Linked DNA regions of Mus musculus: region 1 is linked to region 2. The links are chromatin loops, found by intact Hi-C in ENCODE. Cell type or tissue: heart. All regions are shown on one strand. Each heading gives the region's core, and the rest is flanking DNA. Links, peaks and the distances in the headings are about the cores only. Region 1 holds the start of Cxcl12 (chemokine (C-X-C motif) ligand 12). Region 2 has its middle 70 kb from the start of 2810048H02Rik.

Region 1 (15,450 bases), core at 7,451-15,450, 85 kb after region 2:
TGGAAGAAATGGGGAAGTCAGGAGTGGTAGTTGTTAATAAAGCCAAAATTTCCATTTCTGCTTCCTAATAACAAAGTCCCTGACATGACTGCTTTCCTTGTCAAAGGGAGGTGAGATGACTTGTACACCTCTGGTTGTCAGATGAGTCCCTTCTGCTCTGTGATAGACTCCCTTTCTGCTCCTGGAGACAGGGATGGATTCTAAGAACTTCAGGTAAGCATTTGGACTTCTGCACAAAAGCTGTATTGGATGTGTCATCAACAGGACTTCTAGTTGCCTCATATGTTCATCAACATTTGTCACTATGACAAAATGTCCATGGCAATTTATAAGGGGAAAAGGTATATCTGGCCTGTGATCTCAGAGGCTTCAATCCATGAACAATTGGTTCTGTTATTTCGGGTTTATGATAACAAGATATTATGATGGAAAAAGACTTCACCTCATGCACCTGGGAAGCAAAGAGAAAAGGAATGACCAAGGTTCCAGTAACTCACCAGTGACCCCAGTCACCTAATTTGCTCCCTCTTCTTAGAGGTTCCACCTCCCAGAGGCACCACTTTGGGGATCGGCCCTTTAATATACAGGCTTTAGGGAGACATTCAAGCTACACGCCATAGAACCTTTTAGAAGGGCAAAACAAATAATTCAAGACACTTGTGAGTAGGGAGTACACCTTCACTATGGTGGTTTGAGAAAGAATGGCCCTGTCTGCTTATATATTTGAATGCTTAGTCACCAGGGAGTGGAACTCTTTGATAGAAGGATTAGGAGGTGTGGTTTTGCTGGAGGACATGGGTCACCAGGGGTGGGCTTTGAGGTTTCAAAAGCCCAAACTATCAGATGTAGTCTGTCTCTCTCTCTTTCTTTCTCTCTCTCTCTCTCTCTCTCTCTCTCTCTCTCTCTCTCTCTCTCTCTCTCTCTCTCTCTCTCTCTCTCTCTCTCCCTCTCTCTCTCTCCCCTTCCCCCTTCATTTCCCCCTCTCCCTCCCCTCCTCCTCCCCCTTCCTCTCCCTCTCCCCTCTCAGGATGTACCTCCTGCTAATCTCCTCCCATGACTGATCATGGTCTAAACCTCTGAAACTGTAAACAAGCTCCTAATTAAATGCTTTCTTTGATAAGAATCATCTTAGTGTCTTTTCACAGCAATAGAACACTACAGACTAAGATGCTCACCGTAGAAAAGGAAGCTGGAGGTAAGGACACTGGCAGCCCCTGGTGACAGCCCTATATGTCCAGGGCACACAGACATAAGGCAAGAGGCCCTGGTGCTTATTTCTTTGACATAAGGCATGGCTTTTATGACTTGGTCGAAATGGACACACAATGGAAGAAAATACATAATCTACGGGAGCCCAGAGTCCAGAGCCAGGATGGGGATTGGTTCAATATGACCTCCTTTCCTGAAACCAACCTGCCAAGAGTAGAGAGTGCCAGACCCACACCCATTCTGAACTCGAAATAACTCAGAACTGTAGCTCTAGACCACACAAACTCTATCCTCAGGGTGTGAGTCTTGAGAGAAGAAATTCAGGCTGGCCATGATTCCCAATGTACCTCTTTCTCCTCTGTGCTCCTCTAAACTGGGCTGAGCATCCACTAAAGAGCCATCTGGTCCTGCCAGGATACTGCTGCCCAGTCCAGGTTAATAGGGACAGGCTCCTCCCACAGACACATTGGATGTTCCTGCTGAGTAGAGACCATGTCCTGAGTCCCAGTTGAGATGCAGGCCACTGGGAAGTCCGACCATTGGTTTTCCATGCAGCTTCTTCTTCCTTTCTCTCATCTGAAAACTAAACACATCTACCATCTGGTACCCTGGAAATGGAGGTCACATTCTGCACACAAGAAGCATTTCCGCCTGAATAAACAAGTTCCTTTCTCCCCTTCAATCCTCTGTCATTCCCAGAACTGGTCCAGCTGTTCACAGTCTGCTCTTCCTCCTGGACCCAGATGTGTTCTAGGGCAAGCACACACCTGGCCTGGCTAGGTAGAGGAAAGCAAGAAGAGCATCTCACTTCTGCAGCCTGGGAAAGAAAGGAGCAGGTGGCGGTCCACCCCCAGGTCAGCCCTGCCCTCTGGCTACAGAGAGGCACAGAAGTCTATTATCCTGCAGTCTCTTCTTCCTAAGGAGCAGTGCTGTGTGCACATCCCAGCCTCTTCAATGCGGCTCCCTGGGCTGCTGTTCCTACTCTCTCCAGACTGGTCTTCCTGTTCTTCAACACTAGTACGGTGCTGGCCATTGATAAAATATTCCTGGGCTGCAGGCAGGCCAGTTGACCCTGAGACTCAGACTAGGATCTGGTTGCTTGGACAACTGTTTCAGCAGCCCCAGTATGAAGGCTTAGGGGTTTGCAGGTTCCCTGGAAGCCTACAAGAGTCTATGGTTTTCAACCAAAGTCCTGTTGCTATAGTGTGCCTCTTAAATGTCTCACTCAAGTTCCATGTGTAAATTCTTACTTCTCAGGCAGGGATATGAGGCCCGGAGGGAGATCTGGCATTTCGTGAGTCACTGAAGGGAATTGTGAGACTTTGGTCTCTTCCCTCTTTTTCTCTTTCCAGACATACAGCTTGCTCCACCATGCACTGCCTCTTCACCACATCAAAATGACAGGGGGAGCAGCTCATAAACTGAAACTTTTAAAACTGAGTCTAAGTAAAGGGTTTTTTTCACACACACACACCACACACATGCATATGAAAAAGAATATATATAATTGTGTGTGCACACATGTGTATGTTAATGTATATATGTATATACATGTGTGTGCCAGATACCCATGGAGGGCAAAGATATCTATTTCTCTGGAGCTCCAGTTATAGGTAATTGTGAGCCACCTGACATTGTTCTGGGAACTAAACTTGGGTCCTTTGTGAGAGTAATAGGTACTCTTAACCGCTGAGCTATCTCTTCAGCTCCAACGGGCTTTCTTGTTTTGTTTTGTTTTGTTTTGTTTTGTTTTGTTTTGTTTTGTTTTGTTTTTCTTTATAAGGTAATTATCTCGGGTATCTGTTAAAGCCACATAAATCTGACTGACAGACTAACGGCAGATATGCTGGAGGCCATGATAGAAACATTCTCTACTTACAGACCTGCAGCCGTGCATCAGCCTTCAGAGTCCACATACCCAAGAGACGATAGATACTCTAATCACTCTCCCGCGCCCTCTACTCAGGCAACCCCCCCTCAGGTCTGGTCTTGAGCTCCATATTTCTCATATACAGATAGAGTTGAGCACTCTGTCTCACCACACACCCATAAAAGAGATAAATGCACAAAGAGATCAGCCTCCTGAGTCAGCTGTAAATTGGGAGTTGGTAAACAAAAAACAGATATACCCACACTTCTTCGGGACACCAAGAGCTTATAGAAACACCACAGGGGAAAAAACAACAGACCCTGCCTCTATCTCCAGCCTCTGTAATTCTCCAACACTGATCTTAATCATTGCATCCTGAGAACTTCTGTCTGAGTTTAGGCACAAACATCTCAGGTCTGCGAGGGCAGGAACGAGGAACTCAATCTTCAGAAGCCTAGAAAACTGTGCCTGGGATGTTCTGGGAAGGCTCTGGCTGTCAAAGAGCAGTGGAAGCTGGTGACATGGCCTACCTGGGTACGCAATCTGTCCCACGCTTCAGTCCTAGCCCACTCCAGTCCCAGCCCACTTGGGCTTCCATGTCCTACAGACCCAATGGCCAACTGACTATTCAACAGATTGAGGTGACATCAGGCTCAATTTGTTCTTCATAGTCAGTTCTTTAAGTTTACGAAACTGCCCTCTTCACCACCAAGCAAGGCCTGTCTGTGATACACTGACTCATATCTACACCAACAAGTGTATCCTGAACTGGACTGTAGCATCGGGAAGTGTCTACTCTTCTGCACCCAAAGCCACCAACGACCAAACATTTCAGCAGCCAGGCCAGGGAACAGGAAGGGAACTTTAAACAAAATTAAGCTACATTTACTTATTTATGGGTACACATGTGCACAGTCACGGTGTACATGTGGTAGCCAGAAGACAGCTTTCAGAAGTCCTCTCTTTTCCATCATGTGGGTCAGGTTTAGTAGCAAGCTAACCCAAGAGATGAGGGTCTTAAAGCCAACGATAAGAGCCAAGACCAAAGCCAGGCTACAAGACTGACTCCCGAGACACAGCTGCCACTCTGAGCCTGAGTGCCGCCTCAGAAGATAGCATAAACACGCTTCTGCAGGCAGCACTGTGTGGTCCATCTGTGCGGTCATTTTGCTCTGTCCAACATTTGAACCCACTGACGCTTTTACAGAGGCTGCTACTAAATGTGGCCACTTCAAGAACCAGTTTAGTTCTTGCTCCTTGGGGAATAATTCTTGTCCTTGTGAGTTTAAGCTTCACTCTAGAGTTTGGGATCCTTAAAGAGTCTAAGACTGTGAGTGAAAATGCATCTAATGGCCATGCATTTGCATACTAGAACACCAAACGCAGCTGGGCCTCCAGGCTGAAATCCAGCCAACATCTGTGTCAGCCATCAGTACCGTCTGCCCAAGTACAAACAAGCTGTATATCCCACTGACAATGGCCTGGTTATGTGGGACCCTCACCTTGACAGCCAGGACGGTACCATGAGCTTTTCTTGGCACACCCTGGAAAGGGTGCCTTACTCTTCCTGAGTTATGAGTGCTTAGGGCTCTGGCTTCCTGCTCAAAACCTCAACTCCAGTCAACTGGTGGACAGAATTATACCCACAATGACCTGCCGAAAAAGCCACAGAAGTAAATATTGCCTTGGGTCAGATCCTCTCCTGGAATCCCAGAACTGTTGAAAGCTGCCAAGGCAGGGGTAATAGATCACCACGACCCGCCTCTGTTTACAACCGGGTAATGCCTTTTACGACCGCCTCTCTCTGTCCTGAATATTTATTTTATTGCCCCTGTAGGGAGATTTTTCCATTTGGTAAAAATCATCAGATGGTTTCAGTCATGTTAACAACTGTTCATTAAACGCAGAGGGTAAACAGAGATGGAAAGGTTTGTTTCTTTCCTTTTTCTCTATTTATTTTTAACTTATGGAGAAAACTCAGGGAGTGAACCCAGGGAGGGAGGCATGTTCAGATACCATTCCTCTCACTGGGTGGGTATCCCCAGCCTTGTTTCCTGCCCTTCAGAGAGGACTAGTCCCTCATCAAAATGAAAGGTAAAGGTTTTAATCCGCAAAAGACCGAGGCTTGCGGCATGATCTTCATGTTTATAATCTTCTCGGACCTGTTTTTATTTGTTTGTTTGTTTTTGTTTTGTTTGTTTTGTTTGTTTGTCTTTTTGCTTTGGGTTCAGGGTTGCAGAAGACATGTATCTTATTTAGAGAAAGCCTTTTAAGTTTAGAACATCTTAAAGTCACTGGCATGGCATAGTTGGGGAGAAAGAACCAGTAGTAAATAGATGGGTAGATGAAGTGAGTGGATGAACAGAGGGTAGTGGAGACATGGTGATGGAAACTTAGCCAGGTGGAATCGCTGGCTATGCATGAGTGTAAGGCTAGAAGGATGGAGAGGTGAGTGGACAGATAAATAGCGCTGTGTGTGGTGGTGGAGACCGATGAAGGTGTAAAAGGAGAAGGTATTTATGTATGGATGAATGAAGAAATGACAGATGGAAGAAATGACAGATGGGTAAGTCAATGGGCAGACAGATGTTGAGTAGGCTAGATTGACAGGTGATTGTTGGGTAGATAGATGGATAGATATATGAATGGGTAGAGAGATGATGTAAAAGTCACTAGTGTCAACCTAACCCAATATAAAGGCACTGGGAAAGGGAGTCTTAATGAAGTTGTCTTGATCACATTATGTTATAAGCATGCCTATGAGAGATTTTTGGAATTGAGTTTTGGTTGGAGTGAGCGGGGCCATTCTGAATTTTTAATTAAAGGTACCATTTTGTAGGCCACAGAGTGAATGAAACCGGGAGAGAAAGCTGAACAGGCATGGGTATTCTATTGCTCGATGTTGAAGAAATATAATACATCACCCTGGATATAAAGTGATCACTTCTCAAGCCACTGCTACTGGGACTTCCCTGTCATGGTGGACTCTAACCTGGAGCCCCAGGCCAAAAAGGACCCTTCTTCCTTTAAGTGGATTTTATTGGAGTACTTTGTCACAGCAAAACAAAACAAAACAAAACTAAGACACGTGGTCAGGTAGGTGAATAATTAAGACATGCTGAAAAAGATTATTTTCAAGAGTTCATCTTCTACTCATATCTTTTGGGCCAGGCTCTCAGTGGTACCTATCTTCAAACTTGGCCTTGAAAAGTTCTATGAGGAGTCTGTGTACTACAGTTTCCAGCTGTTCCGCCAAAGTGACATGGAGTGGAGAACAGAGAACAGGATCCCCCTCTATCCAAGAGCAGCAAGCAAGGACAGAATTCTGGCTTCTCTGACGTGGGAGTGGGGAATGACTGCTCAGGCAAGCACCAGGCTTAGCCCTCCACAACTCCCAGGAATTTTTGTCCCTTTCCCTGGCTTTCCACCAGGATACATTCATGTGCTGCTGTTTTCTGGGTATCATCTTTTCCTCCCGATAGTCAGCTTAAGCATCCTGTATCAGAAAGGATGTCAGTGCCTGGGCTGTTTGCATTTCTGCTAGAGGAGGGGTGGGGGGCATGGGCAATGCTCAGGGTAAGAACCAGGGCTGGGACAAATGTCTGCTTGAACTTGAGAAAAGGAACAGAGAAAGGGCATTCTTCTATAATATCAACACACTACCATCAGCATCCCTGTCTTGATAAAACTCAATTTATCCCCTCAATGAGAAAGTGGACAATTCAAGAATATGCCTCTTATTTCTTTCTATCCACAAGTTCTGAATGGGCAGAAAGCCCATAGGGAGGGGGATCTCTTAAAGTATAGATCCTGAAGTAGCTCTGTCAGACTTACCGAAGAAACTACAAGATATATAGGTAAGCTTGCATCTCAGATAAACAACGAATAATTCTTTTCTGCATAAACATACCCCACAAGACATTCTAACAAGAACAACAACAAACAACATATATTTATCTGAAATTCAAAGGTGTCTTGAATTTCTGTGTAGCAAATTGGTTTTCTTGCAAACTACATTTAAATCCCAGGTCTTCGGAGTTAAAAATAAATAAATAAAAAATAAAAAGGAGTGGGAAGATCTGACTCTGCAAGTTGAGCAGTGAACACTGAACTAATCTCACATGGCAGGTGTGAGGACACAAAGGGGACATGAATGGGTCACTGAGTGACTGGGTGTTACACATGCTCCCAAGCTCACAGTCTGTCACTCAGATTTGTGGCTAGTAGAACGTGGTACACACAGTAGTTGCAAGTGTGCTCTGAGAACAACCCTGGATATCTGAAACCATGAGTAACACCAAGTCCTGGAAAGGTGATCTGTGGCTTTCATCTGTAACTGAGGCAGCACTAAAAGACAAGTAGGTAGTGTATGCTCTGTGAATATGCTGGGCCGAGTGATGACTGGGATCCTGGCTATGACGAATAGGGTAAGAGATTTTATCACATTCAGAACATCATACAATTTAGAACGTGAAATTATTGACTTCTGGAATTTTCCACCGAGTGTTTTTGGACCATGACTGTAGGTGACTAGAACCACAGAAATCAATACCTCTGGTGAGGTACAACTGCTGTCTTCCAGTTTAGATTCTTAGTGTTACCCTAGCTACTGAGCCCTGTCTGCTGAAAGGAAGGTTGGCTAAAGTCAAGGTGGCTAGGCACGGAGAGGTGGAACAAATCCAGACCTGATTCTCCTTGCTTGGGAGCTGGAGTGGGCTACCCTCACGCCTGGACTCTGAGAAACTCAAGTTTTCCACAGAACATTAAATCTAGGTGCTGTTCTAGCTGTGCGTTAGCAAATACTTGTGCTTAGAGGGTCTGGTCATCCTGAGCAGGACGGTGTTAGACAGACATTCTGGTCTGATGGACATACGTGCTCCCTGCAGGTGGTCCCTGCAGGTGGTCCTGCCTATGCATGTATCCCGAATTCAGTGCTATCTGACTCAGGTTTCCTGGGATCCTTCCCCACCTGGTGGCAGAGGATTTTTAAGAACTTCAGTTTGGGATCCAGTCAAGGAAGCCATGGCCAGCTCAGCACATGTTGAGCCTCAGTCTTCACTATAAACCTTCAAGAGACCCCTAGATGGCTGTCACACAAATGATTTATGTCCCCATATATGTTTCTATGACTTACTGGTGGTCACATGCACTTGCGACATTTTCCCTGGATGATTCTTCCATGTCAGTCCAAGCTTCTTGTCTTGGAAGCTAGGAGGGCTTATACTGAAAATGTAGTCTTAGTGAAAGCCCAATGTGATAGACCCAGAACCAGGATGCCCAAGTCCTACAGAAATAGACTTGTCAATTGTCTTTTGAAGTACTTTCTCTGGGGCAAGTGCTTTGACACTTGATAAGCCACCCAGCCCCACCACCGATGGAGTGCATACAAATGGTTCAAGGGACAGCAACAAGGCTCTGGGCATTTGGCTACTTCAGCTCCACTACCATACAAGTAGGACATTTAAACAAGGTGTCAGAGCTGTGTGAGCAGAGACAGTGTGTGTGGCGGGGGGAGGGGGAGGTGGACAGCATAAGCTTCTGTCTGCTGAGAGAGCCCCATTAGACTTGCATGGAGGAGGGACCAGGAGCACTGATGGGGGTGGGAGGACCAAAGATGCCCAAGGATCTTACATGTACTCACCCTCTTCTTTTTTTTTATTGGATATTTTCTTCATTTACATTTCAAATGCTATCCCAAAAGTCCCCTATACCCCACCCCCCGCCCTTCTCCCCTACCCACTCACTCCCGCTTCTTGGCCCTGACTTTCCCCTGTACTGGGGCATATAAAGTTTGCTAAACCAAGGGTCCTCTCTTCCCAATGATGGCCAACTAGGCCATCTTCTGCTACATATGCAGCTAGAGACAAGAGTTTTGGGGGTACTGGTTAGTTCATAATGTTGTTCCACCTATAGGGTTGCAGACCCCTTCGGCTCCTTGGGTACTTTCTCTAGCTCCTCCATTGGAGGCCCTGTGTTCCATCCAATAGATGACTGTGAGCATCCACTTCTGTATTTGCCAGGCACTGGCAAAGCCTCACAGAAGACAGCTATATCAGGGTCCTTTCAGCAAAATCTTGCTGGTGTATGCAATAGTGTCTGGGTTTGGTGGCTGATTATGGGATGGACCCCTGGGACTCACCCTCTTCTTAGCATCTGCACACTCCTTGGTCATCTCTTTCCTGCCTAGTCAGGTATAAGTGAGGACGATGAGGACTTCCTTTTCAATTTTACATTTCACCACTTTGAAGCCAAATAGTTCACTTTAAATGGAGAGCCTGGCTAAGACAGTGTGCAATATAAGACTTCTGGACTTTTTATATTATTTTCAAGGTTTGCTGTCCCCAGCCACCTAGATCATTTTATCATATGTTAGCATAAATCAACTCGCTTTGTAAAACTAAAATCATATATAAAAATAGGACCAGTCTTGATATTTGAACTGTTGTATGGGTCATATTTTTATATTACTTTAAAAATGCATAAATCTACATCTAAAACCAGTGCTTCCTGGGCTCATTTTATTATGGAATATTTGTACCACCAAATTATGGAAATAGCTTAGATGCCACCAATGGATGAGTGGGTAATCTGGTTTATATGCACAACGGAGTTATACTCAGCCATAAAGACAGGTGAAACCATGTCATTGGCAAGGGAACATACGTTCAATCTCATAAAAAATGAGCATTGCCTGTTTCCGCTCATATGCGGAATATAGGGAAAAGAAGAAAAGGAAGCCACGACACTACAGGGCATGCGGAAGAAGGAGGAGGAAGTGAGGAGAAGAAGAGGGGATAAAACTAATAGGAAGGTGAATATCATCAAGGCCTATTACATGCACACATGCAAGTGTCTGTCCTCAAGATGCATTACATGCATGCATGCAAGTATCACGATGCAACTGCTTGCTGTGCACTATTGCTGTCTTTTTTTAAAAGACCATAATAATATTGCTTTCAGAAAGAGACAACAGAAGTTATCTTAGCAGTTACACTGCAAATGAGGACTGTGCCCTGAGAAGCCAACCTGGGAAGGCTAGCCAGTGAACTTTGCAGGGAGCTGCCAAGCAGAGGGGTAAGGGGCAGATGCTTGCACCAGGGACCCAGAGGCTGGCCGTGCAGACATGCCTGTTTTGTAACTCTAAAGTCAGCCTCCAGGCTCCCATCTTGATTTCTGGATAGTCTACACCACAAGCCAAGGAGTAGTGGCCAAGGGATAGTGACCAATGAGCAGCAGCCTCCCCCCCACCCCCACCCCCCATTGTTCCCTTGCTGTGTGGAGGAGACCTGCAGACTTGACAGAGACGTGAGCTGCCTGTGTGCCTTCCCTGAAACAAGGCTTCCCACAGAGGAACTGGGTGAAACCGAGCAGAGATTGTTGCATAAACAAAGGTAGCCCCAAGCTTGGGAGATACTTCTTTGGTTGAGCATAGAGAAAATTCAAAAGGCTTATGACCAACCCCCACGACCCCACCCCACCCCGCATCTCTTTCTTTGTGGAGTCTTCTAAAGTGGACATGGTTTTAAATAAAAATCATTCACCAAGTGTAAAATCGTAGAGTTTTCTTTTTTCTTTTTTAAAATCTAAAATCCAGGTCCTTGGCCACCCTATTTGAATCCTAAGCGCTTACTGCGGTGGCTCCACTCACTGGCGTTTTATGTTTTATGTGACTTATGTTAGATGGCTGGCTTTTATGTTGCTCAACATCTCCTTCTTTCCCTACCCCGGGATTTTTTTCTCTTAAATATTTCGAACTCTTAGTGCATGCCTAGCTCATCGTAGGAGGACCTACTGAACGTATTTTAGTGAATGCTTGTTGGAGGGTAGGGACAGATGTGGCCCGCATCGGCTTCTGTTCTGGAGCCTCAGTCTGCCAGAGTCTTTGTTGGCCTCTGCTTTGCTCTTAGCCTGCACAGGACACCCCTCCCCCCACCCTCACTCCTTGGCTGTGAGTGGGTCCCTCTCTCCCGATTTCATAGCAAACACCAAGAGATCTGGACACCTACCTGCTTTGGACAAACTTACAGGAGAGGTTTGCCTTGCCTCAGAGATGTACTGAATGGGAGCATCAGACAAGTTTTTGTGCTCAGAGCTTTTGCCTAGGAGCATCTGGTCTTTTTTTTTTTTTTTTTTTTTTTTTTTTTTTTTTTACTGTTTTACTGTTTTACAGGCATCAGGTATCCCAAGCGCTTGATCTCGGATTACTGGAGCATGGGAGATAAGACCACCAGAGGGCGCCGGAGCCTAGCCTCTGCCGATCCTGCAGTACAACAGGGCCAGCAAGTTCAGAGTTTAGCATACTGAACGCTCAGGATAGCGCAAAAGCCGGTAGAAATGGATGGCTGCCTTCTCTGAAATGCTACTTTTTAAACACAGGGACCAGGTCGGCGCGGTTCCAGATTTGAAGCTGAGTCCCTAAAGTGTGTCTGACAAATGAATGGATGCAAAGTGCTTAGCGGAATTGTTTAAGATACTCTCATGGCTGGAACATTTTCCTCTTGACCTTCTCCACCCTTCTTTAGTCCCTAGGTGGAGCCCCAGGCCCAAAGGTCCTGGCCACTGCTTCACAAATATGATTCCCAGATTGCCCTGAGACAGAGGCAAGTCTCTGTTGTGCACTCCCTTGGGTGAACATGATAACAGAATCCAAATCGCTAATTGGCTATGTGGGAAAAGTGGTCGAAGCATGGCCAACACTGCCTGTGGCAGTGGAAGGTCCAAAGGACGCTGCCCAAAGCCTCTAGCCCTCCAAGATTCAGTCTGCCCCCTCCCCCGTGTCTCCCCACACCCGGGTTGGGGTTGTTTTGGTTGACCAGAGTGGAACACAACGATCTATTGGCAGGGCTGAACACCAATGGGTCTATTTGTAAAGCGCCAATGACCACTTTCTGAAGCAGGGTTTTAGGGAGCGGGGCCTTAGGGAACTCTTTGGTCCTTTTTAGAACACTGGACTTTCTTCTGGAAAGGCAGGAAACACTGAAGTTTAAGAAGTTGTTTCCAGCTTCCATTAACTGAACACACATTAAAACCAAGCACAGAGAATCAGGACGTTTCGCGGGAGTGAGACCCAGTCATTTCTCCTCCGTTTCCATTCTGCAGGGTGAGAGTTGTAATCACCCACCCACTATTCGTACCATCCACCCACCCCCAGTCGAGAGAATAGGGGTACAGAGGGGAGGTGGCAAAGAAAATTCACGATACTGAGTATCTCTGGGAGACCTGTTTGGTCTCTTTGCTCGGTAGCGCAGCCCTACGTTAGAATGCATCTTCCCGGGAATGACTGTAGTGAGACTTTGGCTGGGAATCCAAGTTATTCTAACTGTAGATTGGTCCACGTTGCCCTAAGCCTAGCAGTCCACTGCGGCACAGACACCCTGGACATGAGGTGGGTCAGCTTAAGTTCCTGGCACGAAAGAAAGGGTACTCTGGCAACTTTTGGATGCGGCGAAACAGACTGTTTCGTCTCTCAGGTTCTTATTTCACGGCTTGTGCCTTTGACAGCCCCTTAGTTTCTCTATCTGCAGGATGGGAGCATTAAGCTCTACGACCCAGCCTCTTTACAATTCAGGTCCAAAGAGCCCGCCCAAGTTGGGGACTGGGAAGATCAAAGGTCTCAGCACCCAGCGGAGCCGCGGACACTGAGGGCGCCAAGAAGGGGGTGGGTAGGTAGGGAACTGGAAGGGCGGCTGCTCCGCAGGGGATGCGCGTCAGAGACCCCAGCCACACTCCAGGCCCGCCCCTTGATGAGCCCCGCCCCGCCCCGCCTGGTTTTCGCCTCTAAAGCGCCCAGCGCTCGCCTCCCGCTGCCGCACTTTCACTCTCGGTCCACCTCGGTGTCCTCTTGCTGTCCAGCTCTGCAGCCTCCGGCGCGCCCTCCCGCCCACGCCATGGACGCCAAGGTCGTCGCCGTGCTGGCCCTGGTGCTGGCCGCGCTCTGCATCAGTGACGGTGAGTGCAATCCGCGGCCGGGCCCGGGAAAGGCTCGCAGCTCTGCGCCGGAGCTCCTTCGGGTCCGCGGTTCCTCTGCCCGCGCCGAAGTCGCGGAGAAAGAACTCGGTCGGCGCCGTTCACTACAAGCGAACTTGGGGCAGTCCACTTTGCAGGGCGCACTCCCACCGGGTGCCCTTTCCCGTGTCCCACGGGTCGCACCGAGGTTTTGTGCTCTGCGAAGTGCGGCCATAGGACCTAGAGAGGGCTGCAGGGGAGGACCCGCAGGATTGTTGGGCAAGAGTGGGTTCGGCGCGGAATGGAAGCGTGGGCGATTGTGTCCGGGGCTTGGGCCCCGGAGCGCGCCAGCTGCACTCAGCTAGTGTCTACCGGCGCCCAGATGTTTCCAGAGGCGAAGGGCAGCGCGGTCCCGGAGTTGACCGTGCAAGAGGTTCACTCGGGTGGTGCGTGTGTCAGCAAACTCTCAAAGACCGGTCAAGTAGCTCGAAGTGCATGGCTTGGCTATAGGTTCAGTGGTGAGGCTGAGTTTCGTCCCCTGCGGGTGTAGCGTGTTCTCTTACAGCACCCTCGAGGGGCTCAGGGCCACCAGCAGCGCAGCGCAGCTCTTGAACTCGCGCTGCCAGCCAGGGCCGCGCTTCTGCACAGTTCGTTGGTCCGTAGCGACGCGGACCTGAGCACGCGTCTCTTCACTGCCCCTTTTTCTTCTTACCCGGGTCACTAGACAAAGGCTCAGCAGTTACCCAAGCTATATGCACACCTCTCCCCAACCCCCAAACACACCTGCAAACGGGCGCTTTTGTAGCCAGCCCCGGAGTCCTCAGCTCTGGAATGAGAGCTGCAGCGGAGTTCAGTCTCCCAGACCCAGGGTGGTGTCTTCTTTCACTGGGAAAGGGCTTTCATTTTGTTTTCTTTTTTTGACACTGAAGAGAAAACTCTCAGCGCTGTTACAAGACACCGTTGCTGCAAAACAAAACAAACCATTGCCTCTGAACACAAAACAAAATCCTACTAGTCGATCCCCTGCCTTCCTCCGCAGTGGTGTTTCCTGGAGAGAACTGAGGGACAGTCGGGGCTCTTGGTGAGACTGAGCTCTAAATGCTGCCCAAGTACACCAACTCGTTCGTTTGGGTTCTTTCCCTGTGACAACGGGGTACGGGAATGGTTGGAGTTGCCTAGTCCGAGGGAAATGTTCTGTAAAAGAATAGTCAGTTGCTGATCGGAGTAGTAAAAAAAAAGAAATGAAAGGCAGTTTCGATTTTTTTTTTTTTTTTTTTTTTTTTTTTTGTTACCGAGAACACCCGGGAGGCTGAGCCTTCCCACTGGTCCCCCAGTGCCCCGTCATGGAGCACATTGATTTGGGCATTAATAATTGAATGAGCTGGTGATGTTGCAAGGGTCACAGCCTCTGGCAAGTTAGGTATGGGGCAAGAATGTAGGACTCAGGTCCTCAAGGTTGGAGTGCAATTATCCAGAGTAAAAGTTGTCTCACCCTCAACATATTCTGACCCTAGGAAGAGTCGGATTGTTGACAGTGTCTGGATCAGACCTGTTCTCTAGGCAGGACCCCATTGTGCTGCCCGAATGAACTTTTTTACCTCCTAGTGCCTGTGTGCCCTCTGATCTTACACAGCCCTCAAGTTGCAGCACGGCTAACCTTGCTGTGGTTCCTGTCTTTTCCCATCAGCTACTCCAACTCAGAAGCTAGATAGTAGACACCGGAGGCTTCTTTGGTTAAACCCAGAGCAGCAGGCTTGCCAGGCTTGTTAGATTGAATGGACCCCTGGTTCCCTAAGCCAAGCTCTCTAGATTCCCAAGTCCAGGGTGGCAGCAGAGCTGGATTAGACTTTGGTCTGTACCTGAAGTCTGGTTTTCCTATGCTTTAGAGTCTAAAGACACTACCCTTCCTGGGGCATGCATCCCTTAGCTAAATAATGCTTGCAGAAGAAGATAATCCCATCATATATTTAATTCGGTCCACTTCTCCAGCTGCTTCCCAAAGGCAGTGAACTTCAGAATACCCAGAAGTCTCCTGGAACTCTAAATAAGCAAACTTAAAATCCTGGGGCTAACTATTCTCAGTCATACTTTTAAACTTTGGTGAAAAGACCCATAAATTGAAACATTTGGGGATGCTCAGTAGAGCTAGGATAAAACCCTGTTGTTGGGGGAGCAGCTACAAATCCAGCAGTCCTCAGGGTTTGCAATTCTAGACTTAAAGGGTGGTTCTTAAGGGGGGGTTCTAAAGGAGCCCCTTGCTAATTTACACTAATGAGTGTCAATTATAGCATTTTGCAAATTGGTGAATTGGCAAACAAAGCTGGTAATAGGATCCAGGAGGCCTAGGCATCCAGGTAGTGACCATAAAAGCCACGGTTGACCCCAGCTTTTGGGAAAAGCTGGATAGAAGGTAAATCCGGGTCCTC
Region 2 (16,227 bases), core at 3,235-11,234:
ATGTTTTAATACGCATTTTCATAGCACCTTTGTTCATAATAGACAAAGAAGTGGAGACGGCCCTTGTGTGAGTGACAGATAAAGGCATGCCGCGTCGACCTGTGCCTGGAACACCCTCAGCAATAAGGAACCTCCTAGTAACCACGGTGTGGGTTTCAGCTGAGACGTTAGACCAAAGGGGAAGGGCGCATCATAAGATGGTGCATGCAGTATGACTGCCATATGTAATGATATTTTTAAAATAATTTTAGTAATTCTTTGAGAACTACTTAGAATGTTTTTGATACTCACCCTAAACTCTTTCCGTGTGATCTCTGATATTCTGACTCTCTAACATTGTGTCCTTTTTCATGTTTTTACTTTACTAACCCAAGGACTCCAATGTGTGCTATCTGTATAATCCTGAGTGTGGCTGAGCTACCACAGTGTGTAGGAGATTGACTCTCCCTCCCTTAGATGCCATCAGCTGACTCTCAGTTAGGGGTGAGGGCTCATGAGGCCCTTCCCCTCTCCATGGTGGAACTTTGACTGGCTTGATCCTGTGCCTTTCTTGCATGTAACCACACCAACTGTGGGTTTCGGGGTGCTTTGGTCCTGCGATGTCCAGAAAACACTTTCTGCTCCCTTCCTCCCCAACCTCAGGCTCATACAGTCTTCTTACCCCTCCCTTGTGATTGTCCCTGAGCATGGAGACTAGTGTCCCCAAACTTATGATACAGATGTCCCACTTGCGGTTGAGCATACCACAGTCAGTCACTCCCTGCACCTTGACCAGTTCTGAGTTTTAAGGTTAACTTTCATCCACTGCACAAATCAACCTCACTGATGTGGTCTCAGAGTTGCTCTAATCCACAGGTATAAAAATACAGACAGAGGGCAGCATGGTATTATGTCCATTCAACACAGGTGGAATAGTAGAATAACTCCTGGAGCCAATGATCTTCCCAACCCTGGGTTCCTGCCCAGATTTTCAGTACTAGACGTGTGTTTCCTCCTGTAAAAGAAGCCTTAAATCCAATCAGAAATCACTGGTTATCCTATGACATTCATACCATAACATTGCGCCATGTTCCTATCTGGTCAGAGTCGTCATATTTTTTTCTTTTCTTTTCTTTCACTTTCTCTCTTTCCGTTTTTGTTAGCATAGAGTTCAAAGCTGGATCAGAAAGTAGATGGCTTTCCCCCCAGCAGCCTGCATATTATGTTCTAGTACTGTGAAAGCCAGCCAACAGGAGGGAAAACTTCCTGACCAATACTGACACATTTCTTCATGCCCTGGGACTAACACGAGTTGTGTCTTCAGCAGTAGGGTCTTACCATCACATTCTTGTATGCATCAAGAGTGGTGGCAATACCCTGCATTATTTTTCCTAGTTTTCTGTATTTCATGATTTCTCCAAATTAAACACACAACTTGACACTAAGGTCCACAAATGAGTGAGATCATGTGACATCTGTTTTTCTGGCTGTGTGTTATCTTACTCAGTGTATTCTCCAGCTCCACCTATTTACTTAAACATTTCATATTTGGTTTTCTTTATAGCTCCATAAAATCCCATTGTATATAAATACCTCATTTCCACTATCCTTTTAGTCAGTTGCACAGACATCTAGGCTGTCTCTGTGCTTAGCCATTGTGAATAAAACAGCAGTGGACCTGGCAATAGTAAGAAATAGAGTTGTTTTGATGCATGTCCCAGACTGGTCTATCATTGTCATATATATAGTACATCTATTCCTAGGCTGGTTGTTTCCTGCTGGAATTGCCACACTGGTTTCTGCGCTGGCTTCACTAACGTTCACTCCCACCAATCCTGTTTGGATTTTTCAAGTTCCACAGCCCTTGTCATCATTTGTCAAATATTAGTGCAGTTACTCCTGGTTATTTCTCAGCCTCATTTGCTTAAAATAACTGTTTTTATTCTCTTACTCTAATGGAGTGTCTACTTTTGATGATGATGTGTGTTTCTTAAAAGCAACAAAAATTCTGTTTTCTAATCAAATCTGCTTGTGTGCATCTCTTTGACAAGGGATTGAGGCCATTAGTATTAAGAGTTATTATTGAACAATGTGTATTCGTTTTTGTCTTTCTTGTTTTTATGGCATATTCCTAGATCTCTTTTGATTAACTTCCCTGAACATTTTGTTTATTCATCATGACCTCTTGGGTGTGTTTATCTTTGCTTTCAGACTAAAATATTCCTTCCAATACCCTCTGCAGAGCTGGCTTAGTTCTCATAAATTCCTTTAGTGTGTTTTGTCTTGTTACTTTTTACTTCACCTTCAAACTTAATAGTTTTTCAGGTATTATATTCTGGGTTGACACCTGTCTTTCAGAACTTGAAATACATTTTTCCCTGGCCCTTCTGGCTTTCAATGTTTCTGTCAAATAATCAGGTATTATTCAGGTGTTATTCTGATAGACCTGCATTTATAAGTGATCTCTCTCTCTCTCTCTCTCTCTCTCTCTCTCTCTCTCTCCTTTTAATATCTCTTTAATATCCTTTAATATCTTCCCAAAATATGAAGCTTAGGTCTTTTCCTGTTGTCCTCACCAAGCCTTCCCACTTTCTACTTTTTAAAGATTTATTTTATGTATATGAGTACACTGTAGTTGTCTTCTGTCACACCAGAAGAGGGCATTGAAACCCATTACAGATAGTTGTGAGCCATCATGTGATCGCTGGGACTTGAAACCAGGACCTCTGGAAGAGCAGTAGGTGCTTTCACCCACTGATCCATCTCTCCAGCCCCCTTTACTTTCTCTCCTTCTTTCTTTTTTTTGCACCAAGTGCTGAGCCACTTCCACTCCCTTGTGAGTTTCCCTCCCTCATTCTGCAGGAGAGGTTTTCCACTGAGGGACCTTTTGCTTTTTGCTTTGACTTATTGGTATTTTCCTTTCCAACATCTTTTGTTTGGGCTTCCTTTAGCAATTCTGCTTCTACTTTTATATATCTGTTTGACTCCCTCATTTCATTCAGCTCTGTTTTGTACTTTTTGGAGTATATTTATGTCTTTGAATTTCTTACATTGTTCTTTTGAATTCTTCATCTGGTAGTTCTTTCAAGTCATTTCCATGTGCGATTGCTTTGAGAAGAGTGATTTGTGAATAGATATGCTGTTCTTCATACTGCGTCTATTTCTTCCTTTGGACTTGTACACCTGGACTTAGTTTTATGGCTGAGTCTTTAACTTTCTTTCTTTCTTCCTCTCTTTCTTTCTTTCTTTCTTTCTTTCTTTCTTTCTTTCTTTCTTTCCTTCCTTCCTTCCTTCCTTCCTTCCTTCCTTCCTTCTGTCTGTCTGTATTTCCTTCCTATTTCTTATTTTTAAAATCCTAACCACCTGTTTTTCTCTCAAATTGTTGTTGGTAATAATTTGAAGTTCCTGAGTCCTATAGGGATGAGTGCCCTTCCCTCTGTGCGACTATTATTTAGGGCAAAGGGCTCTAACAGGAGTCTTCCTCTGATTGTCAGGTATTGTCCTCAGATAGAGGCTTCTACCTGGGTCTAAAGTTTTCCTCTCTTGTGCAATTCTCTGTATACCTGTGGACCTCACCCAGAGTCATCTCTGGTCTTTTCACTTGTTTCTAAGCTACTGCTGCTGCTATTGGGGCTGTTCCCGCTATCTGTGGGCCTAACCGTGTTGAATCTGGCTCCCATCTTGGGCCTGAAGATTCTATTGGACAAGAAGTTCCACACTCCCAAGCACCAATAAGCTTTACTCCTGTTGAGGATTGGCCTGCTCCCTGGGTCTCCAGCACCTGATGCAAGTGCCGAGAGAGGTGGCATTGCATCCGTGGGTCTGACCTAGAGCTGAATTCTGGCTGTATTCTTGAAAGGAAATGTCTAGACACATCATAGAGAGCAATGGTTCCAGAAACCAAGCAGAGCAAGGGGAAAATCTAAATGGACACAAAGGGTGCTCTCAGTGATAGGAATACTCAGCACTAGTGCCAGCATCCTGGTTGTGCTGTTGTCCTGGGTGAGCTGTGCTGTGTTTGACACTTTGTGTTATACAGTGCACTCTGCTACAATGGACAATGATACATTGTATCCTAGCTGGACTGTGCAGACTGTCACCTTTGGTGGATCCTGAATAAAAGATACACAAGATTGGTCTTCATAATTTCCTATAACAATTCGGAAGTTCACCAACAGATTAATAAATATAAGGATTCAAGTGAATATATATTCATACATATATGTGTGTGTATATATATACATATATATACACACATACACAATATGTGTGTGTGTATATATATACACACACACACATGATCACATACATACAGTGGAGCATTATTCAATCTTAAGAATAAATAAAATCTGATACATGCATACACATTGAAGACAGTATACAAAATGAAATAGGCTATATGCAAAAAGATAAATATGACATATTTGGAGTACTCATACTTTTAGAGACAAAAAATAGAATCATGGAAAGTTATTCAGTGGAGAGTGAAGGGGGGGTGTCTTAGTTAGAGTTTCTATCCCTGCACAAACATCATGACCAAGAAGCAAGTTAGAGAAGAAAGGGTTTATTCAGCTTACACTTCCATGCTGCTGTTCATTACCAAAAGAACTCAGAATTGGAACTCAAGCAGGACAGGAAGCAGGGGCTGATGCAGAGGCCATGGAGGGATGCTATTTACTGGCTTGCCTTCCCTGGCTTGCTCAGCTTGCTTTCTTATAGAACCCAAGACTACCAGCCCAGGGATGGCACCACCCACAATGGGCCCTCCCACCCTTGATCACTAATTGAGAAGATGCCTTACAGCTGGATCTCGTGGAGGCGTTTCCTCAAGGGAGGCTTATTCCTCTGTGATAGATCCAGCTTGTGTCAAGTTGACACACACAACCAGCCAGTATGAGGGGGGGTGGGAGTGGGGACGGGGGGGGGGTCACTTCCCATCACTGTGATAAAATACTACGACAAAAGCAACTTAAGGAGGAAAGGGTTGGTTGACCCATCGTTCCAGGCTGCAGTTCATCATTACTGGGAAAGTCAAAGTAGCAGGAACTTGAAGTAGCTGCTCATGTTACATCCACAGTCAAGAGCAGAGCACAATGAACTAATTCGTGTATGCGCTGCTTGCTGTCCTTTCTATTCAGTCTAGGAACCTGCCCATGAAATGGATTCTCTCCCCTCAATCAACCCAATTAAGAAAATCCCTCACAGGCAGCCTGCAGGCCAACCTAATAAATCATTCTTTATTGGGACTTCATTCCCAGGTGACTCTAGATCATGTCAAATTGATAATCAAAACCATTAATGCATACAGAGCTCCATTGCAGGATGATAAAAACCACCTAGACTTGATAGCAATGATAGTGGTAAAGCTCTGAAAGGAGAGTGGATGTTAATGAGTGGTATTCTTAAAGTGATGCTGTATATGAGCCACGTAGGATATACATTGCTACATTATAAAAATGAAATCCCCTCCCCCAAACAAAGCAGAAGAGCATCAGAGAGATTTAAAGATCACAGTTTAGAGAGGAAGAGGACAAGGTGGGGGAAGGGAGAAGTAGACTCAGTATGCTTTCCATTGGCAGATTAACTTCGTCAAGACTTGTTACATAATCATAGGTATAACTAAATTTAAGATGTAAAATCTCTACAGAGCCAAAGGTCATTGACAAAGATATGTCACGCTTTACTGACTCGTGGCATAAATACACAGAAGAGAAAGACTGTAAAAAACAAGTCGCAAAAGTATAAATGCTTTCATCACCATCATGAGGCTCTTCTGAGCCTACCATTTGTGTGCAGTAAAGACAAAGTAAGTGAGAACTTTTATTGGAGTTCCAGGGAACTGGCACTTTTATCCTGAGAGGATAAAGATATAAATATACCAGAAATGGGGAGAGGTGACAAGTCTGTAGTCTCCAGACTGTTAGTTTTGTAGAGGCCCATACAGACTTCTTTCTGAGTAGAACAAAAAGTCTTGCAAGTAATTAATCACATAAGCAAAGCACCTCTGTAAGGTAAAGGAAGACAGGGTGTGCAGAATGGGCAGGGTTTATACAGTATTAGGCTTCTTGAGTCTGTGTTTTACCGTGTACCTGCCTGAGAACAGAGTCCGGCAACTGTAGCTGTCAACATGCACAAAGAAGAAGGCAAGAGAAGGCTTGCCCTCCCGGACCACACGACAGACAATAGATGACAAGCAGAGTTATGCTGAGTCTCTGTTCCATGCTCAGCAGCACCTCCTGTGCCTGCTGAGCCAGCCAAGAGTTACCAAGAAATTCAGGCAGCACCATGTAAAGGGAATATGGATGCCAACTAAGCTGGCGCCAGATTCCTGAGTCGCAATACCAAGAAAGCCAATAAAACATTTACCTTTAGCCTTTGATTTACAGACTTTAGAGTTAATGGCTTTCTTGGGTCTACTACAACTTTGTTTCAGCATCCTAATGGAGGTGTGCTCATATCTCCCGCTAGGGGGCGCCAACAGCGTTCGCTAATGTGGACACTGCCTACAACCCGTGACCTGATATTATTACTAAATGACACTCGATACTGGGACTGATTCGTTTTTTAAGATGCTGCAGGGCAACCCTGCCCACAGGGCATGGGGTCAGCGGTGCTCAGGGGCTGCCTATGTGTACCACTCCTGACCTGTTCTATCTCTAGCTACGGAGGAACTGTTTGCCATACACTTGATGCCGCCATTGACTGAGACTCCCGAGGACCTTCTGAGGGAGGTCAGCTGTGGAGTAGCTGGGCCACTCCGCTGCCCAAAGAGTGCAGAGGAGACAAAGACGCCAGCTGACAGGGACTCCCTAATCCTGAAGTAGGGGGAAAGACAGATTCAATCGTGTTCCTGAAGAGCTGCCTTTGATGGCCCTGATGGCTGTTTCTCTTCCTTTACTCAGAGGTTTTTGCATCTTACTTTATGGGATTCTGTGGTCTGAAATACTCCATAAATCACTGTGCGCCTTTCAGAGTCTCTCTATATGCCTCATTCACACGTTCTGACAGCTCCTGCACCAGGAAGAGGTCTGTTCGGTGGCTGATGAGGCCTGGCCAGGCCTGCTGAGCTCCCATAGATAAATCTATCAGTCACCTGGCCGGCCAATGCCCATTTCCCAGCTCGGATCTACGAGCAGAGCTTGGGACTGGACGAAACAAAGTCTGAAAATGTTTAATGACACCAACACTCTGCAGATTCAGAGGTGGGGCAACTCCAGAGTCCCCTGGCATCCTGGAGATTAAACAGTGGTGTGGCAACGGTGCTAAAGCCCGTGCACATTTTCTTGGCTCGAGTACAAAGTCTGGTATTAATCTGAGGAGGCCCAAAACAAAGACTTAATGTGAGGCATTAAGCTATGCTGACCTTAGGGACTGGCATCAAGCTGGAGGAGTAGACAGAGAGCCGTGGGAACGGCCCACATAGACGCTTCGACTGTGAGCTCCTCGACCACACACCTAACCACCAGTCCACCTTGCCTTCCAAGCCACATGCTTGGGAAGTGCCTGAGCCAGGCAGTCGGTCTTCCTTTGTGGGTACCAGGTTAGAAGGTAGGACCACGCCCTCGTTCATCCCTACGTGCAAGATTTGAGAGGATGGCTCAGGGCAAAGGTACCTATCAGCAGGAGAGTGGTTTCCGGTGTCTTTAGAGCCTTAAACCAAGTTAGTTCCCCTAGGACTGGCAGGACAATTGTCTTCTTCCTGATTGTCCTGCTGCCCTGGGCAGACCCTGCTGAGCACTCCGGTTTTACATAAAGCCAATTCTGACTATTTCTGCTGCCTCTTCACACTTCCTTTCAACTTGGAAGCCACAGCCATGCTGAGAGGAAGCACTAATTCACTAATATCAATGCTTCTCTTTATGTGACCTTCAAACGATAGGAATCTAGGAAGCGCTCCTCAAAGACTCTATATCTCTGTTCCTGGTCTGATGAGTCTTTCCCTAACAGCAGGCACTGGACACTGCAGCAGTCCACACGGAGATATGCTGAATAGCCTGCATATTCCAGTAGTAGCTTCCTAATCCAGGTCTAAATCGCTTCTCCGTCCCTGTACAAACACACGCATCCTTTCCATGCCTGTATCTGCACAGAAGGAAGATTCCTCTAACTAGTTCACATACATTCTTGACCTTTGTCTAGTAATTGACCTTGTTTCTCAGTTACGCCATGATCCCAAGAGCTTACAACATATGGTCCAGGTCCTATCTGTGTGGCTATGGAACCTTGTGTTACCTCAACTGCCCCCATTTATTAAATAAGTCTAATAAGAGTACCCATGCCCAATATTTGTTGTAGTTATGAAATTACATAATGCCCTGAACATGGTCAGTCCTAACTGTAATAGAGAGAAGCTTATGTGTTCCTGACTCCAGCGAGGCAGGGTGCCAAGATGGACTGTCTTTAACGTGTGTCCTCAGAGCCTGTGTTGTGGATTCAGAAAGACCCAGCTGATTGCTCGATGCTGCTTGTATCCTGATAATTGGTGAACTGTTTCCCAACTGTGTTTAAGGGAACACCATTGTGGCAGTTTGAATGAAAATGGTCCCTACAAGCTCACAGAGAGCAACACTATCAGGGGTTTTGGCCTTGTTGGACTAGGTGTGGCCTTATTAGAGGAATTATGTCACTGGCAATTATGTCACTGGTAGTGGGCTTTGAGGTGTCAGATGCTCAAGCCAGGTCCAATGGCTCACTTTCTCCTCCTGCTGACTGCCAGTTCAGATGTAGAACTCAGCACCTTTCCAGCACCATGTCTGCCTGGGTACTACTGCACTTCTTTCCATGATGACAATGAAATAAATCTCTGATCTGCAAGCCAGCCCCAGCTAAATGCTTTCCTTTATAAGAGTCATCACAGTCATGGCATCTCTTCACAACAATATACAACCCTAAGACTCTCAAACAAGTATGACCGGCAGATTTGACATTAGAGGACAGTGTACTGTTGCCTAAGTGGGTGGCTTTATTCTTTGATAAGAGGAGAAAACCACCTAGTTTTGTAGTTGCCCATCAGCCTCACACATCACTTTCCTCCCCAGACATACCATTTGATGAGCTTGCCTCCTCCACCTTCATCTTCCTTCCTTTTTTCTGTTTAATGTTGAGCATAGAGGGCGCAGGAACCTGGAACCCACTCCTCAACCTCCCATCAGGACAAGGTTACATGTCTGCTCGAGGACAGCCACCCAGGGGCACCCTCACCCAGGCTGTGGTTCCTCACCTGGACCTTGATCAGTATTTACTCTCCTCAAGGGGGAAGTGTGGGAAGGTTAAGTGCCATGTGCCAGCAATCTTCACACCGAAAGGCTGAGGCAGGGGGATCCTGAATTCTCTCTAGCTGGGGCTATACAGAAAGACCCTATCCCAGGAAAAAACAAAGGGAGGGAGGGAGGGAGGGAGGGAGGGAGGGAGGGAGGGAGGGAGGGAGGGAGGGAGGGAGGGAGGGAAGGAGGGAGAGAGAGAGGGAGGGAGGGAGGGAGGGAGGGAGGGAGGGAGGGAGGGAGGGAGGGAGAATGTAAAAATTACAACTAGTACCCAGAAAGAAAGATAGAGGCAAGCACACCAGTTAGACATGTCTTCTCCCATCTTCTTCTCTAGAGTTACCACCACCAGCTCAGGGATCTACTCTCACCCTGTGCTGTCCCTTTCCTGCTGCAGTGTGACAAATACAGCAGGTCTCTTGCAGCAGAGTCCCTGTAACAGAAACATCCCCACAGTGGAATGCTGTACCGCACAGATGCTCGGCAGCCCTCGTGAGTGCAAGCAAGACTGACTGTCTTCTGTATGTGCTCTGTGCAATCCAACTTCACTAGGATGGCAGGGCAGCCACATAGACACTCTGGGCAGAGGACTTTATCCTCATCTGAATTTCAATAGGTGTGATTCGAGTGCAGAAAAACCTAGCGACTTCAACCAGGAGTCCTCTGGGATCCAAAATATGCTCGTTTGCCTCAACAGAGCAGAGAACTATATTCAGGAGCAAGGAGCATTTGGTGAGAAAGCCTAGCAGGATTTTACACAATCCTTCCTGTCCCCAAAGCAGAAAGTCTGTTGGAGAGCTATACCAGACTGCTCAGGACAGGTGGGGCTTAGCACTCACTGCTCACCTAGAGCGAGGGTGGCTTTCCTCTCCCTCTCTCTCTCTCTCTCTCTCTCTCTCTCTCTCTCTCTCTCTCTCTCTCTGCATCCTCAGAGCTTCACACTTTCCCGAGCTCTATAATGAACCATATGCATCTTCCCATCCTCTGAGAGTGGCATTGAGCCCAGTGGCCACATGTTTATGAGCACCGAGAGAATCGATGTACATTTTCCTCTGTAGATCATTCCGTACTCTTTCTGCCCTGGAGACTGTCTTCAGTTGGCTCTCCCAGCCAGCCCCATTAGGCGCAACCGTTCCACGGCTTCAGTGTAATATCTCAGGGAACTCTCCTGAGTAAGGCTTGCTGTGCATTCACTCCTAATTACGCTCAGCATCACAGGACATATTATCTGGAGTGACATGAGATCCTGTGCTGGAAACACTCATCACATAGACGAAATTATTATACAAAAATATTGCTCTGACTCTGGTGTCATCCGAAAGTGGGAGACTTGCTAGATTTAGTGAGAGGGAAGCTATATATAACTTGTTTGGATGGAGTTAACCTCTGCATGGACTTCCTTGGGGATCTAGTGCATTTATCACACACCAAAGCTATTAGTGCCACGGCAGATTGCTGTAACATAACACACGCTTGCTGTCATCAGCCCCCAGTAACGCAAATCCAAGATGTTCACTTGGAATGGTATGGGATGTTTGGCAGTTCCAGCTCACTGCCCACTAAATTCACTGCACACAGGCACATAGTCCTAGAACTTGCTTCACATTTGTAAGTGCATGAAGTAAAATTGAAAAGCGCCATAAAATATCTGGATTTTTTTTTTGTCCCTAAATATCCAGATGTTTGACTTTGTTTAGTGAAAGCCTCTATAACTTTTACTGCTTTCTTGTCTCCATATTTAATCTCTGTTTGGAAGGCTTGGACCTATGTAAGATGCTTTCCCATCCAAAGCTCAGACATGAAGCCTGAACTTGAAAATGACTTCTAAGTAACTCCACAGCTTCTCTTCTAGGCTCGAGGTCAGCCTTTACAGGCCCCGGACACACTGCAGAAAGTAGTCTGGAAGGCTGAAGCCAAGGAGCGTCAAGAACATGGAAATCAGGGTCACTACAGGGATCTCAGCAATGCACAGTGGTAAGTGGGAAAGCCTTGCTCGCAAACAGCAAATGTCAATCTCTGAAGTGTCCTACAGAGGAAAGGGCATTCATGAGAACTGAAGGAAGGCACTGCTGGCCAGGTGATGTCAGTAGCCCAGTCATAATTATAAAGACAGGGGGCTGCTTCCAAATTCTTTGTCTGGGATGTAACCTCTGCCCAGGAGTCCCCAGGGAAACCCTTTCCAAGTAGACTCTTCTATCTTACCCAAATAACATTTGAGAGCTGACTTTTCCTGGTTATCCATCTTCACTCTGTAGCAATCTATCTCCTTACCACCCTTCTCCTGTTACCTTCTGTCCCTTCAATGGTGTGTAGCATCCCTATATGGAGTCACAATCCTGAATGGGGGGGGTCCTCAAAAACTCAATAATGTTAAAAGATTTTTAGAATGTGCAACAACCAAGACATAATTCAAAGTCAAACATATAATAAGCCCGAGGTGTGTGTTTCTGCGGCAGTGCACAACTTCACGGCAGCCATAGATTTGAACAGCACCCGATGTTGTTCTGCGAGCCACTCAATGGCTCCTCCTCACACTGCTTGAAACAACTTAGCTCAGATTCAAGACTCTCATGGGCTATGGACTGGAGTGGTTTTATGACACCCACAGAGTTTTCTGCTCTTCTAGAAGCATAATGGTTTAATTACAGAAAACCAAGGTTTGTACCCTTGCCATTCTTCTACAACTAAGTACCTAGTTAATGTATTTTTTTATTGTGTTGTTTTAGGATGCTTGATTTTTAAATTTGCTATTTCAGTTGCTGACTTGAGTTTCATTTTTTAAAAAATCATTGTGAGTTTTGGCTTAGAAATTAGGACAATTTCTAACAATTTTTGAAATGGCCCTAAACAAACTTCTTGTTTTTATACTATGCATCTTTTTAATCATCAGTTGATGTATGCTTGTTTTTAAAGTGGGACATATATACAATGTAATACTATTTAGCCATGAAATTCTGTCTTTTTTTTTCCTTTTCAATTAACTTTATTGTAAAAAACAAAAGAAAACAACAACAACGAAAATAAACCATGGGGAGTCAAAAACATCCCGCACTGAAATTAAGCAGACCCAGACTACCCATCTCACTGATCCCTTAGACAGTGAGAGCAGGGACTGAGGCCGGGGAGCTGCACAGCGGACTGTACACCTTCATTCACCACCCACTGTATTTTTATGCACTTATTTACCATCAGAAGTGGGAACTGCAAAAACAATTAGCTTCATAGCCTCTTTCACAACTCGAGTTCATTTTATTTAAATTTTATTTACGAGCTTCTGGGCGGCGCCATCTTCAGCTCCAGACAGCCGGCCACCTTCCTGGTGAGAGCACGGGGGTCTACCTGGCCTGAGAGGTTTGTGGCACAGGCGCCGGCGGGAGCCTTCTTGGCTCCGGGACTCCGCGGAGGGCAGGCTGCACGTGTGACCGTGTGGAATACAGAGTGCCAGCTGTTTCTGGGACGGGCGAGAGAGTCGCAGAGCTTCTGGGCGGCGCCATCTTCAGCTCCAGACAGCCGGCCACCTTCCTGGTGAGAGCACGGGGGTCTGCCTGGCCTGAGAGGTTTGTGGCACAGGCGCCGGCGGGAGCCTTCTTGGCTCCGGGACTCCGCGGAGGGCAGGCTGCACGGGTGACCGTGTGGAATACAGAGTGCCAGCTGTTTCTGGGACGGGCGAGAGAGTCGCAGAGCTTCTGGGCGGCGCCATCTTTAGCTCCAGACAGCCGGCCACCTTCCTGGTGAGAGCACGGGGTCTGCCTGGCCTGAGAGGTTTGTGGCACAGGCGCCGGCGGGAGCCTTCTTGGCTCCGGGACTCCGCGGAGGGCAGGCTGCACGGGTGACCGTGTGGAATACAGAGTGCCAGCTGTTTCTGGGACGGGCGAGAGAGTCGCAGAGCTTCTGGGCGGCGCCATCTTCAGCTCCAGACAGCCGGCCACCTTCCTGGTGAGAGCACGGGGGTCTACCTGGCCTGAGAGGTTTGTGGCACAGGCGCCGGCGGGAGCCTTCTTGGCTCCGGGACTCCGCGGAGGGCAGGCTGCACGGGTGACCGTGTGGAATACAGAGTGCCAGCTGTTTCTGGGACGGGCGAGAGAGTCGCAGAGCTTCTGGGCGGCGCCATCTTCAGCTCCAGACAGCCGGCCACCTTCCTGGTGAGAGCACGGGGGTCTGCCTGGCCTGAGAGGTTTGTGGCACAGGCGCCGGCGGGAGCCTTCTTGGCTCCGGGACTCCGCGGAGGGCAGGCTGCACGGGTGACCGTGTGGAATACAGAGTGCCAGCCGTTTCTGGGACGGGCGAGAGAGTCGCAGAGATTCTGGGGCGGCACCATCCTCAGCTCCAGACAACCAGCCACCTTCCCGGCAAGAGCCACAGAGCTTCTGAGGCTGCGACATCTTCGACTCCAGACAACTGGCCACCTTCCTGGCCAAAGCAACACAGCTTCTGGGAAAGATTCTGTTTTGGGCCTTCACCTTCAGCCAGGAGGAGGTCCAAACACCAGATAACTGTACACCTTCCCTGAGAGAGGAGAGCTTGCCTACAGAGACTGCTCTGACCACTGAAACTCAGAGAAGAGAGCTTGTCTCCCACGCCTGCTGATAGAGGGTAACAAAATCAACAGAGGAACAATCTTTTAACAAAGACAACTATAACAACTAACTCCAGAGATTGCCAGATGGCGAAAGGTAAACGTAAGAATCCTACTAACAGAAGCCAGGACCACTCACCATCATCAGAACCCAGAACGCCCACTTCGCCCAATCCAGGACACCCTAACACACCTGAAAAGGTAGACCTGGATTTAAAAGCATATTTCATGATGATGGTAGAGGACATAAAGAAGGAATTCAACAACTCACTTAAAGAAATACAGGAGAACACTGCTAAAGAGTTACAAGTCCTTAAAGAAAAACAGGAAAACACTGCTAAAGAGTTACAAGTCCTTAAAGAAAAACAGGAAAACACAACCAAACAGGTAGAAGTCCTTATAGAAAAACAGGAAAACACATCCAAACAGGTGATGGAAATGAACAAAACCATACTAGACCTAAAAAGGGAAGTAGACACAATAAAGAAAACCCAAAGTGAGGCGACGCTGGAGATAGAAACCCTAGGAAAGAAATCTGGAACCATAGATGCCAGCATCAGCAACAGAATACAAGAGATGGAAGAGAGAATCTCAGGTGCAGAAGACTCCATAGAGAACATCGGCACAACAATCAAAGAAAATGGAAAATGCAAAAAGATCCTAACTCAAAACATCCAGGAAATCCAGGACACAATGAGAAGACCAAACCTACGGATAATAGGAGTGGATGAGAATGAAGATTTTCAACTCAAAGGACCAGCAAACATCTTCAACAAAATTATTGAAGAAAACTTCCCAAATCTAAAGAAAGAGATGCCCATGAACATACAAGAAGCCTACAGAACTCCAAATAGACTGGACCAGAAAAGAAATTCCTCCCGACACATAATAATCAGAACACCAAATGCACTAAATAAAGATAGAATACTAAAAGCAGTAAGGGAAAAAGGTCAAGTAACATATAAAGGCAAGCCTATCAGAATTACACCAGATTTTTCACCAGAGACTATGAAAGCCAGAAGAGCCTGGTCAGATGTTATACAGACACTAAGAGAACATAAATGCCAGCCCAGGCTACTATACCCAGCCAAACTCTCAATTACCATAGATGGAGAAACCAAAGTATTCCACGACAAAACTAAATTCACCCATTATCTCTCCACGAATCCAGCCCTTCAAAGGATAATAACAGAAAAAAAACAATACAAGGACGGGAACCACGCCCTAGAAAAAACAAGAAGATAATCCATCAACAAACCTAAAAGAAGACAACCACAAGAACAGAATGCCAACTTTAACAACAAAAATAACAGGAAGCAACAATTACCTTTCCTTAATATCTCTTAATATCAATGGACTCAATTCCCCAATAAAAAGACATAGACTAACAGACTGGCTACACAAACAGGACCCAACATTCTGCTGCTTACAGGAAACCCATCTCAGGGAAAAAGACAGACACTACCTCAGAGTGAAAGGCTGGAAAACAATTTTCCAAGCAAATGGTCTGAAGAAACAGGCTGGAGTAGCCATTCTAATATCGGATAAAATCGACTTCCAACCCAAAGTTATCAAAAAAGACAAGGAGGGACACTTCATACTCATCAAAGGTAAAATCCTCCAAGAGGAACTCTCAATTCTGAATATCTACGCTCCAAATGCAAGGGCAGCCACATTCATTAAAGACACTTTAGTAAAGCTCAAAGCACACATTGCACCTCACACAATAATAGTGGGAGACCTCAACACACCACTTTCATCAATGGACAGATCGTGGAAACAGAAACTAAACAGGGACACAGTGAAACTAACAGAAGTTATGAAACAAATGGACCTGACAGATATCTACAGAATATTTAATCCTAAAACAAAAGGATATACCTTCTTCTCAGCACCTCACGGGACCTGCTCCAAAATTGACCATATAATTGGTCACAAAATAAGCCTCAACAGATACAAAAATATTGAAATTGTCCCATGTATCCTATCAGACCACCAAGGCCTAAGACTGATCTTCAATAACAACATTAAGAATGGAAAGCCAACATTCACGTGGAAACTGAACAACACTCTTCTCAATGATACCTTGGTCAAGGAAGGAATAAAGAAAGAAATTAAAGACTTTTTAGAGTTTAATGAAAATGAAGCCACAACGTACCCAAACCTTTGGGACACAATGAAAGCATTTCTAAGAGGGAAACTCATAGCTCTGAGTACCTCCAAGAAGAAACGGGAGAGAGCACATACTAGCAGCTTGACAACACATCTAAAAGCTCTAGAAAAAAAGGAAGCAAATTCACCCAAGAGGAGTAGACGGCAGGAAATAATCAAACTCAGGGGTGAAATTAACCAAGTGGAAACAAGAAGAACTATTCAAAGAATTAACCAAACGAGGAGTTGGTTCTTTGAGAA

What was found. Hi-C counts contacts between places; a loop is a spot of excess contacts. Peaks named below come from ENCODE experiments on the same cell type or tissue, not always from the same donor. Only the 100,000 strongest peaks of a DNase experiment are listed, where the experiment ranks them.
Region 1: a loop joins it to region 2, with 2.3 times the contacts of the local background. A loop is called at or near these places in 2 of 42 quality-filtered maps.

Annotation. Positions count from the first base shown.
Region 1 is chr6:117,155,690-117,171,139 of GRCm38, forward strand. It overlaps Cxcl12 (chemokine (C-X-C motif) ligand 12), which reads left to right and starts at 12,846. Exons shown (of 3, transcript NM_021704.3): 1 at 12,846-13,027. The coding sequence starts at 12,967. In heart, for the core only: CTCF peaks have their summits at 11,329 (motif pointing right) and 11,552; DNase peaks (open chromatin) are centred at 11,352, 11,742, 12,822 and 13,782; H3K4me3 peaks cover 4,113 bases; H3K27ac peaks cover 2,313 bases; H3K27me3 peaks cover 2,496 bases.
Region 2 is chr6:117,074,678-117,090,904 of GRCm38, forward strand. No RefSeq gene overlaps it. Among named protein-coding and RNA genes, the nearest start is that of 2810048H02Rik, 70 kb to the right of the region's middle. In heart, for the core only: a CTCF peak has its summit at 6,441 (motif pointing right); no DNase peak of the experiment used is centred there; H3K27me3 peaks cover 578 bases.